Regions from separate parts of the Homo sapiens genome. Here all the other regions are linked to region 3. Evidence: chromatin contacts called from ENCODE Hi-C or POLR2A ChIA-PET data. All regions are on one chromosome and are shown on one strand. Each heading gives the region's core, a stretch centred on a gene start or an enhancer-like site at or near the end of the contact. The rest is flanking DNA. Distances are from core to core; before and after follow the strand shown.

What was found. A loop is a pair of places that touch in the nucleus more often than their neighbours do. ChIA-PET counts read pairs that join two places held with the same protein, here RNA polymerase II (POLR2A). Pooled maps may share reads with other maps.
Region 1: a pooled map shows a loop between it and region 3 (5-fold over the local background). The contact joins the enhancer-like site here to the promoter of TMEM260 in region 3. A Hi-C loop is called at or near these places in 1 of 37 single-sample maps with no recorded cell type and 3 of 50 pooled maps. POLR2A ChIA-PET finds 5 or more read pairs at or near these places in 1 of 52 experiments (activated CD4-positive, alpha-beta T cell).
Region 2: a map with no recorded cell type shows a loop between it and region 3 (19-fold over the local background). The contact joins the enhancer-like site here to the promoter of TMEM260 in region 3. A Hi-C loop is called at or near these places in 9 of 37 single-sample maps with no recorded cell type and 12 of 50 pooled maps. POLR2A ChIA-PET finds 5 or more read pairs at or near these places in 1 of 52 experiments (H1).

The regions. Positions count from the first base shown.
Region 1 is chr14:56,196,574-56,200,859 of GRCh38, forward strand. The region is part of intron 2 of PELI2 (pellino E3 ubiquitin protein ligase family member 2); the gene reads left to right. Among named protein-coding and RNA genes, the nearest start is that of PELI2, 80 kb to the left of the region's middle. RefSeq lists an enhancer at 2,619-2,808. Within about 2 kb of position 2,703, at least 10 of the 41 ENCODE cell types and tissues checked have a DNase peak (open chromatin) inside an H3K27ac peak, as active enhancers do.
Region 2 is chr14:57,057,515-57,062,184 of GRCh38, forward strand. No RefSeq gene overlaps it. Among named protein-coding and RNA genes, the nearest start is that of EXOC5, 210 kb to the right of the region's middle. RefSeq lists an enhancer at 2,484-3,683. Within about 2 kb of position 3,222, at least 2 of the 41 ENCODE cell types and tissues checked have a DNase peak (open chromatin) inside an H3K27ac peak, as active enhancers do.
Region 3 is chr14:56,576,652-56,581,170 of GRCh38, forward strand. TMEM260 (transmembrane protein 260) reads left to right here and starts at 3,147. Exons shown (of 16, transcript NM_017799.4): 1 at 3,147-3,423. The coding sequence starts at 3,264. RefSeq lists a silencer at 3,215-3,434.

The DNA.
Region 1 (4,286 bases), core at 1,453-3,952, 380 kb before region 3:
TGCCCTCTGCACTGTGATTGTATTATACTGCCCATTTGAAAAATGGCCGATAGGATCATTTTAAAATCATAATCTTTAAAAAATATTTTTACTTTAGGAACGTTTGTCTTAATTTTTGCCGATATGGTGTGTTAAGATTAGAATCTGTTAATTTCCTGACATTTATTAACTACGTGATATTTAAATTCCTTGCCTATTTTTGAATTGTATTGTTTGACTTCTGTTTTTTAATTTGTAGAATCTGTTATATGTGTTGCATATATTTTGTTTATCTTTTAACTTTGTTCATGGTGTCTCATCTCATACTTGAGTTGGGTATAATCAAATCTGGAATTTTCTCACTTAAGCTTTATAAGTTTCTTGTTTTGCATAAGAAGTGCTTATCTATCTCAAGGTTTATGTAACATATTTTTTCAGATACTTTAAGTATTTTATTCTAGGTGTTTAGATTTTTCTTGCATTAGAATTTTTTGTTTATTTAATTAATATTAATTGAGCATCTGCTGTGTGCCAGGCCCTGGGCTCTGCATGGGATGAGTTAAGACAAACATGGTCCCTGCACAAATGGAGGTTGTAGGGTCAGAGGCAGGCAATAAATAAGAAATCAAACAAATAAATATATAATATTCATTGGTGCTCAGCACTGTCAAGGAAACAAACAGTGGAGAATACTGTGAGGGCCAGGGACACATATTTAAGTTTTGATGAGTTATGAAGGCATACATAGAGTTTAGTCTTGCAAACAGAGAGGGGCAGAAGTGTAACTGTCAGCATATTCTAAGACTCTGAGGCAGGCTTGAGGGCTGGTTAGTGGGGAGTTGGAGCTTGGGATGAGATGAGGGTACAGTCAAGTCTTGTTCATGGGCCTTGGCTTTAATCTGGTTGCAATAGGAAGCTGTTGGGTGTTTGGGGAGACATTTATGCATGAAGCGGGTGTTCTGGCTTTGATATGGAAGGAAAGGATGGAAGCACAGAGACCAGTTAGAGCCTGTTGCATTGGCTTAGACCAGAAATGAAGTGGCTTAGACTAGTGTAATGGTTAATTGTATGTGTTAACTTGGCTGGGCCATTGTGCCTAGATTTGTGGTCAGGTGTTATTCTCAATGTTTCTGTGAAGGTGTTTTTGGATGAGATTAACATTTAAATCTCTAGACTTTGAGTAAAGCACATCAGGTAAAAGCTTGCATAGAACGAAAAGATTAACCCAATCCAAGCAAGAGGGAATTATCAGCAGATGGCCTTCAGACTTGAACTGCAGTCTTGGTTCTTTCTGGGGTCTCCGGCCTGCCTGTGCACACACACACACATGCAGACACACACACCAGGAATGGTGACTGGTGAAGACACACACACACACACACACACACACACACACCAGGGATCATGACTGGTGAAGACACACACACACACACACACACACACACACACACACACACACACCCACCTCTTTGGTCCACTTCTCTAGAGAACCCTGACTAATACAACTAGGATGGTGGGAGTAGAAGTACAGAGAAGCGAATATATCTTTGAGGAAGAAGCAACGGGACTCTCTCAGAGGAATAATTAATTGATTGTAATGTATGGATGATGATGCCATTCAAGGCAAAAAAGAGGAGCCGGTTTAAGGAGAAACTCAAAGAGTTTGGTTTGGGTCTTGTGTAGTCTGAGATGCCAGTGAGATATGAGGGGAAGAGTTGAGGGCACAAATTGGATACATGAATCTGGAATTCAACCATGTAGAGAGGGGCAGAAGATTTAGGACTGAGCATTGGTGAATTCATCCTTTAGACAAAGGCTGAAAAGGAGTGACCAGGAAATAGGGAGGAGAACCCAGAGAGCGTGGCATCATGGAGCATGAGAGGAGTGTGCCTAAGGCAGACTGGAGTAGCTGACAACATCACATGCACTGAGTGAGTCCAGTGAGATGCGACTTAAAGGAAGGGACTTAGATTTGACCACTTGCAGGTTGGTGGCTATGGTGGCTAAGGCAAATCTGATGGAGCAGCGGGGACAGTGTCCAGCATGGAGTGGCTGAGCCATAAGCAGGAGATGAGCAAGTGCAGAGCCCACATGTGACAGCTCTTTGGAACAGATGTGCAGTGATGGGGAGTAGCAAAACTAGGGAGGGCTTGGGGGTCATGACTTTTTAATGATGGATGATAGGAGAGCATGCTTATATGCTGATGGAGATGACCCAGTATGGTGGGATATTGATGACAAGTAGAGAGAGGGTATAAATGGTTCTTGTTTTCTATCTATTCATTGGTCAATTTTGGTACTTTTATATTTTGTTAGAAAATCTTCCATCTACTCTGGATTTTTGACAAAGTGAATAATGTTCACTTTATTTTAATCATTAGTGTCTGTAATTATATCACCTTGTCTGTTCCTAATTTTGTATATTTTTTGTTCTTCTTTTCTTGCTTAAATAGCTTTTGTTTTACTCATATTTTCAAAGAGCCAGCTTATGACTTCACTTACTTTTTCTACTGTTATTTTCTTAAGTTTTATTAATTTTACCTTGTATCTTTCCCCCTTCCTCCTACAAGAATTCTGTAAACAAAAACAATTTTATTACTATCATGTGTGAGCCAAAAGTTTCTCTCTTGCTGCCCAAGGTCTTCCCCCATGAGAGTCATCATGTGATGCTTCTGGGTTGTCCTTAGTGATTGTCCTGAGTGTCTCCACATGCCCATATTTGGAAACTGAATGTAGCGGTTCTGCCTGGGCTCTAATCTCCATTTACTTCTGTTCTGTTTTTGTTTATACAAGAGACGGTCTGGCCTGGTCATTTCTCGTCTTGGTATGTTACTGCTGAGTCACAGTTCAGTTAACCAAGAACCATGAGAATGAAAGTTCTCAACTAATCACAGACGGTAGATTCCCCAATGCAATGAAAAACTCTTCTTTATATCAGGAATATTAAAATGGAAGATTACATTTAAAATAATAATTAAATCTACCCAGTGCTTCATGGTTCTTCTTGTTGATTTCTCAGGGTGTGGTTAGCAATGAACTGAGGTTTATAACTAGCAAGTATTAGTGAAAACCCCCTGATAATTCAGTTTAATGGCTACTTTGACACATTCATCCTGATTTAAACACAGACCCTACAGGTTATATAAACGGATAAGATACAAGTTGTTTTGGTAAATTAAAATCTGTAAATATGTATGATAAACCAGCCAGCTATTTCTTAAGTATTTACATGTAGTTTTCACTCAGCTTACCAGGGCCCAGGGATTTAATTAAGCTGTACTGCAAGTTCTGTTTATGGTTGTGCCATATACACAGGTGGTGCTCAATAAATCTTTGTTGACTTGATGTTGATTGAGTGTATCTGGGGTTTACCTTCACTGTAGAAATTACCTTACATGGATGGCAACGCTAGGTGTATTCACCTGGTAGACAGTGGGTCTGTATGAAGCTTAGGTTTTGCTGGCAGTCAGCAGTTTAAGTGATTAACGAAGAGTTCTTACAATACAGGGAGCAACGATTTAAAGACAGAATTCAAGGCCTCAATATAACTGTTTACATTCTTTTTAATCTGTGTCATAATTCATTTTCAAATATTTGTAGTTGTTATTGTAACAGAAGGTATTTCTTCTTTCTTTTACTGCTACTACACCACCTTGCCCTAACAATAATGAGAGTTCAAATACAGAGTGCTTATTCTGTGTCATACAGGTAATATCTATGGCCACCAGATTCTGTGCTAATAAGCACTTTGCATATTTTTTTTTACTTTCCCTCACAACAGTTTCACAAGGTAGGGCTTTTATCATTTCCATTTTCAGATGAGGCATGTGAGGCACAGAGTGTTAAGTAACCTCCCCAGGGTCACACAGCCGGTGAGAAGTGGAGTGAAGACACGCCTGGGTCTGTCTAATGCCGGAGCTTCCTTTCATAACTACCACACTCTACTGCCTTCGTTACCCTATAGGGTACCATCTAGAACTGGAAATGACGACCAAGAAGGAAGGAAATCTCACTAAAGGGCTGGTAAAATAATCAATATAACCACCATTCAGCCAAAAATACACACGCAGTTGTTGAAATATTGGCTTTTTGATTTCTGAAATGCTGATGACTGTAAGTGAACAGCCTGTACTTCAGGCAAAGGTGATTCTTTTTTAAGTAACTGAATTCCTGAATCAGGTCTCTCCTTCTTAAAGTTCCTGTTAGACTGTTTTTAATATCACAGCAGGCCTTAGCAGAAGAACTGTTGGCATTTTCATTAGTTGTCTTACATTTGCATTTCAAACAAACATTCTGATTGTTTGCCT
Region 2 (4,670 bases), core at 1,972-4,471, 480 kb after region 3:
TTAGTTGACAACATTGCCAATTAGCTAGGGCCTCCCCTGACCAGTTCCAACCCACGAGCTGGGTTAGGACTGCAACTTTGACCTGTGTCCAAGGGCCCAGGGATACCTTGAAAGCTCAGACCTGCTGTGCCTGCTACTGAGGCCCTTGGCATTTTTGCCATACTGTGCACATCGCCACATAACCAGGGCAGAGTTCATTTGGGAAACTCCATTTCTGAAAATGACTGCATTAATAGAATTGAAAGGAATGTTGCATTTTCTAAAGAGGGCAGACAGGAAGGATCTGTGACTCTGATGGAGTGAATGAATGAATGAACATTGTTGAGTGGCTGTTTGTGCCAGTGGCTCTCCAACATGCTTCCGGAGTTCTGAGTATAATCTCATCTGTTCCCTGTGACCCAAACCTCCTGCCAAGTCTAATCTTATTCCCATTTAACACGTGAGGACACTGGGGATCAGAGGGTTAAAGTGACTCGCCCAGTATTACATCAGATGTTTATTTTGCCCAACCCCCAACTGCATCTGAGTGCCCTGTTACCCAACAGCTGCCACCCCAGGTGGCGTTTTGGCTGATGGATAAGGTCACTCATACAGACTCTTTCTTGCCAAATATTGTATGTGCACTGCAATGACTTACTGAAAAAAAAAGTTTCCAATAATACTGTTCCACTAAATATCTAGTAGGAATGGTGGAAGGGCTTCTTCCCTGTTGTTGGGGAAACTCCTCCCTTTTGATCCACATTTTTCCTTAAATTGCCTGGGGTATTCAGTGGGGTGGCGCCTGCTCCTGCAGCTGTCTGGTTGCCTGACTGCGATCATGGTACTTGGACACTGATCTGGAGTAACTCTCTCTGCTTCACCTATAGAAAGAGAGTGAATTGGGTTCTCTCTCTCCTCCCACCTTTGTATGTATAAAATATATTTGTGGTCTCCATTAGTGCTGTTCAACTATTTCCAGCTCTCTGCCTCCGGTACATCCGCCTTCTTGCCCCGTGTGAGTAGGTGGGGTCATAAGACTGGTTCTGGCCAATGAAGTTTGATGATAGGTGATATGTGTCACTTGTAGGCTGAGCTTTTCATAATTGCTGGAAGAAAAACTGCAGACTGCACTTCTCCTCTGCATGTAAACAACAAAATCTGAGGGGTGGCTGCTCCATCGCCTGGATCCCGGAATGACTTCGATGGGCAGACAACCACTGGCACCCCACAAATCTGCAGTGGACATCAGCATCAACAAGAGCTTCTCAGTTGTTTTAAGCCCTTGAGAATGTGGGGCTGTGTGTCAATGCTGTATAAGCAGCCTTGCCTGGCAGATACACATTTACAGACCCAAACGCTTTTTGTGCAAATCCCATTTCTTTCTCCAAATAAACCTAGGAGGTAGGTACTATTGCCATGCCCATTTTACAGATGAAAAAGCCCCAGCTGAGAGAAGTTAATTAAGTTGTCTAGGATCACTGCAGATGGCTGAGACAGTTTTCCATTCCATATCTCTGTAGCTCCAACTCCTGCTCTTAATCAACACACTCCCTCTGTTCTCTCTGCCTAGGTGCTTTCTAAGCCAGGAAGCAAATAACATTTGTTACACATTTTCCCAAAACATGTTTTTGCTTCATCATGTCACTTACCCTCACTCAACTTTCTTACTGTATTCAAAAGCCACATTAAAGAAAGAAAATTTGGTTTTTAACAAACTATTATAGCATCAAAAATTATAGTTCGATGGTTGACATTCTATCACTTTCTAGAAAATGTGATTTGGCAAATATAAATCCTCCTCACAGCAAGTAGCCCTCAGCTAAGAAAATTACTTTTATTAACCAAAAAATTATTCTTAGAATTGATGGCTGTGTAGATGACCTTTGGCTTACTGTAATATAGCAATGTGTCTACCACAGTAAAAATGCCAGAGCAAGACAGGTCCCACAAAAGGCAATAAAGGAACAACATTCCAAAGACAAATACACTTGAGACACATATGACAGCCATGGGAAGGGGAGAGTAATCAGTTATAAGAAATGACAGTGTTTTGGCAGCCTCAGTTACTTTAATTGACAGGACAAATAAAATTAATGTAAAAATTTTTTTTTATAAAAGAGCAAGTCATAAGAGTTACAGATATAAATCAAAGTAAGTTTTGGCCTTTGATTTAAATCTGTTGGGCATCCCTCTTTTTTCAGGGCACTGAGGGTGGTGTTTCCCTGTTACAGACATTAAAATGTTTCTAGTTCTTCTACTAATTTTTCCTTGGTTATCTGATTTAATCTGGATTTTATTCTGCTGTTAATCCTCTCAGACTTACTTTGCCCTTCAGATACTCTCTTTAAGGCATGTCCTCATCTGAGCATGTTTATGGCTAAATGCAAATCCTCTGTGAATTTAGGCGAGAATATAAAGGACGATCCATTAAAATAGTCATTGTTTTTTCAAATGCAACTGGCTCTAAAGAGATTGTGAGATATTGTATTGTGACTTTTGGACTTTCTCAATTTGGACCCCAAAATATTAACATGACTTACTTTAAAATTCCTTAGATACTCTCAGAGAGGCAGAAATGAAAGTCTTTCTTAAGTAATGTTCACATTTATTCTGTGAATAAAAATAAGAACTCCAAATAAAAAGTCTTGAAAACTGTAGGGAAATATTTCCTTTGATTTGTTTCTTGGGAAGCTTATCTATTAAAATGCATCAAGCGCTATAAATACCCTCCTCTTGATTATTATTCTTCACCTAGCATATCACTACTAGAATTGGGACAAACAAGCCCCACTTTATTTGTTGGTCAAAGACAAGGGTATTGGGATTCTTGCTAAAGAACAGGACATAAATCCAGGGCTTTTGAAGTCTTTAGTGGCTTAATGTTAAAACTTTGCTTCCTCAAGATGAAAGTTCAAACACAATTTAGGTCAAAGGTTAAAGAAGTCTGCCACTTCAGTGGGCAGATAAGGGTTTTGAAGGTTTCAGCTGAGGCCTAGTGACTGGGCCAGGCAGGGAAGAGGGAGGATAAAGGAGACCCGGCTCCACCCTCAGTTATCTGCCTCCTGTTTCCTTAAGAACTAATGTTCATTAAACTCCTCTGTTTTGATAAAGAAACAAAAATTCACAACCAAAAAAGTAAATCCTACCTTTGTTCTGGCAAACTAGGTCAGCATTCTCTGTTCCTGCTGTCAGTTTTCTGCAGCTTGGGTTTCACAATGAGTCACAGGTATGTATGAAACTGCTTGATTTAACTTTTCGTTTTTCCCTATCTGAGGACTCCAGGTTCTCTTAGTCAGACAATGATTGAGTTGGCGGGTGTTTCTCTTGGAAGACGCCTAAGTGCAGACAGCAGATCTGAGGTCTACCTTTGCACAAGCTTGACTTGGAACTGAAGCATCCCACACATACAAGCTGCGTGCAGAGATGCCACGGCCACATAAAAGCAGCTTAGCAGCATGGAAACTTTATTTTTTTACAACCCGTTTCAATGGGATTGGATCCAGTGGTACAAATTTCACTAAGCCTGCCTTTTAAAAAAAGAGATTCATTCACATTTTCCCTAGATTTCTGGTTCTTTTCTCAAACTCATCAATATTGCCATTTAGCACTTCTGTGTTAATTGTAAAGCCAAGATAAGGATTTTCTTACATAAGCTGTAAGACAATGGCAGCCTTTGGATATAGTTCTGAGGCATCAAAGACTATAGACACAGACTGTAGATGTCAGTGCAAATACAGAAAGTAAATCTTTCCCCTACACAGCAGATGAGGTGGCATTCATGATTTCCTCCATGTGCATAGCCTCAGGGATGGAGACAAGGGGTCCCAGGGCAAGATTTTTGTAAGGGGGGACTCAATAATCTGTAAAAAAGATGATTTCACGTGTGTGGTCCCATAGCTAGAGCCAGGGAATAAGAGCTAGGAATTCTTGGGTCTTATGATTACATCTATTGCCAACTCACTGTGCACTCGAGTCTTGGTTATTCTCCTCTGTTTCATGACTATAAATGAGTATGACTCAGTCATCAGGCCAGTGTAAGAAATCTATGGGTGGCGCTATATTTCCCCTCCATATTAGCCACCCTCTTAGAAATGCCTTTATGTACTCCTTCCCCTGTTAGCACTGGTAGAAAACAGTGCAGGGTATGGCGGGACCTGGAGCTGGCATCCCGGAGTGAGCAAATATACTTCAGGTCACACAGCTGTGACCCCAGTTCCCCACTTCTCTTCTTATGTGTCCCCAAAGCTTTCTTTAAGCTGTGTTAGAAAGATGCATTGCCATTGGTTAGAAGTGCTTCTGTCTTAAAACAAAAATTTTTACCTCAAACCACAGATAAGTCTATTTGAGAGGAAATTTAAGAATGGGGGCCTGAAGGCTAGTGTTGGGTTTAATTACATGCACTTACACAGTACTCTTCACACCTGCACTAGAGCAGCGCTTCACAAGCACATGAAACACCTGGACATGTTGGTAAATGCAGATTCTGATTCAGGAGGCCTAGGCGGCTCTGAGATTCAGCATTTTTAGCAAAGTCCCTGATAATGTGATGTTGCAGGTCTCTGGCCCACACTTGAGTAGCAAAGAAATAGAATATACCATCTAATTGCCCCCTTCCTTTTCCCAAAACAGAGACGTGGTATAATTTGTGCTTAAGAGTGAGGATCCTAGAGCTGGACTTCCTATGTTCAAAT
Region 3 (4,519 bases), core at 1,897-4,396:
TAGGAGTGACCTGTTATTCAATTTTGGCCAATTAGATATAGCAAAATTGTGGAATAGCATTTAAAAAAATAGTGCTTTTTTAAAAAAGCTGGAGCAGGCCTTTCTCTTCCCATCCTTTCTTTTTCTTCCTCAAGAACAGATGTAATGTCTGGAGCATTAGCAGCCACCTTGGATCAGTAGATGACCTTGAGAATGTGAGCTGAGTGGGATGGTGCAGAAAGATATGAGGACTTCAGCTGTGTCCCTAGTGGAATCAGGGAGTTGCCAAGCCAGTGGTAGACTGACTTCCTATAGACTTCTGACTTCTTTTATATAAGAGAATGATTGTTTTAATGTTTAAGACACTGTAGCAGGATCTGTCACTAGTAGCTAAATGCAATCCCTAACGGATATGCCAGTGATCTCTGATTGTTCATGTATTCATTTATTACATAAATATTTGTTTAGCACCAATTTTGTGCCAGGCATCATTTTAAATATGGTGGAAATTAGACAAAGTCCATCAGGTTTGACAGGCTATTTAGACATAGAAATGGAGAGGTCGGGGGCAGTTGGGTTTTTTAAAATAATCGGTCGCTAAAAAAGAGAAGCAGAGGAGGTCTAATTTTGAGAAATATTGCCCCATAGTTGCCCTTTAAAGCTTCAATATGATCATCTCGGGAAAGAAGACAGAAAGAGAGAAAAGTCTAGAACAGCCCAGGAATACTTCAGCATTTGGGGGACCGACAGAAGCAGAGCCAGGGCAGGGAGGCCATTGATAAAAGGAAAACCAAAGAGTGTGCTATCAATGAAGGCCAGAAAAGAAAATACTTCCGGGGAGGAAGGAATAGTCAGATGCTTACTGAGAGGTAGAGTCAGACATAAACAGAGAACTGGAAGTTCTTAATCTTCAAAGGAAAACAACCATGAAGCTAATGAAGCTTAGGCCTCACAGTTCCTCTCTAGCCCAGGTGTCTTCCAATATCTTGTGCCTAATTCTGTATCTGCAGTTTTATATCAGTTTACTTACATATAATTCTCCAAGTTTTATACACTTGAGCTTCACAAAATCTAGACGTGCCTCTCTTCATTGTCCTTTACCTCTCTGTAACATCCTGACCACATGTACTTCATCGACTTTTCTTCTTTAGCTTCTGGTGATGCCTCATTCTCTTACACTGTTCTCTCCCCTTCTCCAGCCATTCCCTAAATGAGAATATGGGCTGACATTAGACCTCAACCTTGTTCTCTCTACACTATCCCCTTATCAAGTTAGTCATTTATATCATCCTTACACGAGCAACTCCTAAATTTGTACTTCCAGCACTGATCTCTACCTCCCAAACATGGACAAAGAATTATTCCCCTCCAAAATAAAAAAATTTTAAATAAAACTCATGAGCAAAAGTGAAATGCATAAAAAGGGAAAGAAGTATATGCTTGACCCAGTCAAGGTTACTCATTGGCATGTTCTTTCAGCAAAGAAATAGAAGACAGCCTATCTTAACTATCTATTGCTGATAACTAACAAATTAGCCTGCATTTATCAACTTAAAACAACATTTATTATCTCGCGGTTTCTATAGGACAGCAGTCTGGATGAGGCTTAGTTAGGTCCTCTGCTTCAGGGTCATCCACAGGCTGCAATCCAAGTCTTGACAGGAGTTATAGTTATCTCAAGGCTTATGTGGGGGAAGGATCCACTTCCTAGCTCCCTCACATGGTGTTGCCTAGATTCAGTTCCTCTAAGGTTGTTGGACTGAAGGTCTCAGTTTCTTGCCAGCTGTTGGCTAGAGGCGGCTCTCAGTTTCTTCCCATGTGGACCTTTCCACAGGGCAGCCTACACCATGGTAGGTGGCTTCATCAGAGAGAACAAGTGAGAGGACAAGAGGGAGTGCCAGCAAGATGAAAGTTAGTCTTTCATAACCTAATCTTGAAAGTGACATCCATCACTTTTGCCTTATTGTATTGATAGAAGCCAATCCTTAGGTTAAGCTCACACATAAGGCGAGCAGCTTATACAGGAAGTGAGTGAGGAGGCAGGGTTATCTGGGAATCCATTTTAGAAGCACTCTACCACACAGCCCCTCTCCTCCAGGAACTCACAGTACAGCTGAGAAATTACCTGGAAAAGGCTGGAAATTGTATAAGTACCTGGAAAAGACTAAGGTGTGCTGGCCCCATGACCGTCAAGGTAGGTATATGTTACTCTATAGTTTAGTCACTGTGTCTCTATCAAATTGCGCGTAACACGTTTGAGATTGTCACTGGTTTTCAGTGTGTCTTTGAGATACATTTTATGCGGGTTGCTCTCCTCCCCGCCCACTCCAGGATAATTGCTTTAATAATAAAACATAAGCTTAAAAAGCTTAACTGCGCTGTTATGTAGTTGTCCTTATTAACGGCTCCGATTCTTTTTTTTTGCGTTACAGCTCATTGTAAAATATGGTGATTCAATTTCATTTTCCACTTTGCTGTGTTGAAAGCTCCAGCAAAACACTCCTCTTCATTAAACTAGGAGACACCTTTATCATGGTTTGAGTTATCTGCATGAATACAGGAACTCAAATTTCCCGACTCATCTACAGAGTTTTCATTATGCTATGGAATGAAAAAAAAAAAAAAAGACGCACTAGCATATTCTAATCTCTCTAAAAATTACTCAGTGATTTAATAAGTAGCACACAGACTTATTGTAATTAGTCATAGTAACGTAGTAAATCGTAATAAATACATAATTGTGATTAATGTATTTATTGGCTTACTTTGCACATACGGTAAATACACCACCCTTTTTTTTTTTTTAGCACAGGTAGGGGCTCCTGGCTGATCGTGGCCCTTTTGTGCAGTTCCACCCCGCACCGTAGGGGGCAGGAGCAGCCCTTCCTCGCTCGCGGTTTTCGACGCTGCTTTGGTCTCTGTCAGACCCAACCAAGTCAGTATAAAAGGGGGGAATAGCCATGGAGAAGGTAGGCCTGTGGCCGGGCTTGCTTTTTAAAGGGAATGCTCTCCTGGTGATTAGGAACCTTAAATCACATTATAAGTAGGTGAACGCCAATGCGTGGTGCACTGCGGGAAAACTCGCAGGGCCTGGCTCAAGGGAGGCCTGGCATTTTCTCCTCCCCGCGCTCAGGCGGAGAAAGGTGCGGTCCAACCCGCGGAGGCTCGACCCGGAAGCCGCCGTGGCCGCCGCACAAGCTGCGCTCGTCTCTCGGCTGGGGAGCTCCGTGTCGCACCGGGTTCTTGGGCTGGCCGTGTCCTTCTCCCTCGGTCGCCACTGGCCCATGAGTCCCCATGGCGACGGCAGGGGCCAGGCCCAGGGGCGGGCAGTCCGAGTGGGGCTGCGGCGCTCCGGGGGCATCCGCGGCGGCGTGGCGGTGTTCGCCGCCGTGGCCGCAGTGTTCACCTTCACCCTGCCCCCTTCGGTACCGGGGGGAGACTCCGGTAAAGTACTCGCAGGGTTGCCCCTTCTGTCCCTCTCCCCTGGTCCCAGAACGGGCAGGGTCTGCGTCTGGCCCCTGCTCTTGGCATTCGGTCTGGTCAGCTCTGGGCCTCCATCCACCCCCCTGTGCACAGCGCACTATTGTGTGTTCCAGAGCCCACTTCTGTTTCCATTCCTGTCGTTGTGGTTTCTTTAGTTCTCAGGTTTTCGAGATGGGGCGTATTGTTGGTTTCGCCTGGTGGGGCTTATCGACCTCTCCACTTCCCCAGATCTTTTATCCTGGTCCTGAGTATTTACTTTCAGTCTTTTTTAGTCCACAGATATTATTCACGGTGTCCTTATTATGTTTCAAACAAAAGAACAGTAGTGGCGAACAGATAATTGCTAGTGTTCCAGTGCGGTTAGACAATACACAAGTTAATGAATAAACAGCATATTCACTGGTGATAAGTTATGGAGACAGTAGGAGGGAAATATGATTGAGAGTGGGGGTAAGTAGTGGGTCCTTCCGAATGACTATTCAGGAAAGACCTCTGAAGAGGTGGTGTTTTAGTTGAAACCTGAATATTGAGAAGGAACTAGCCATGCAGAATATTTGCAGGAGAACTCTTAAAAAGGTGGAAGCCAGGTGCGGCTGTTTCTATGAAAAAGAAAAGCATGACTCATTGGCCCTTAAATCACACTAATTGTTTTGTATTTGATGCAAGAAACAAGATCCATGTTTTGTTTTTGGATTCAATAATGCCATATCATGGCCAGTAATTTTGTCAGAATAGTGCTGTAATTTCAGGTGGTGAACCTATGGACTGAAGAAGCAGTTTTTGCTGCATGACTAGTGATCCCCAAATTGAGCAGCTTAAACAGCAAACGTTTATCGTCTCCCGTTTTTGTAAATCAGGAGTCTGGGTGCCGTTTAAGCTAGATGCTCGTACTCAGAAAAAGGTTGCTGTCATGGTGTGCGATGGGGCTGCGGTCTTCTCAAGGCTCAATTTGGGGAGAAACGCAATCTAGTTCTTTGCTATGTGGGTCTCCATAAGTTAACTGACTTCTGTCAAGAAAAAGATGAAGGACACCTCTCTGTCTGACAGCTCTGTCATT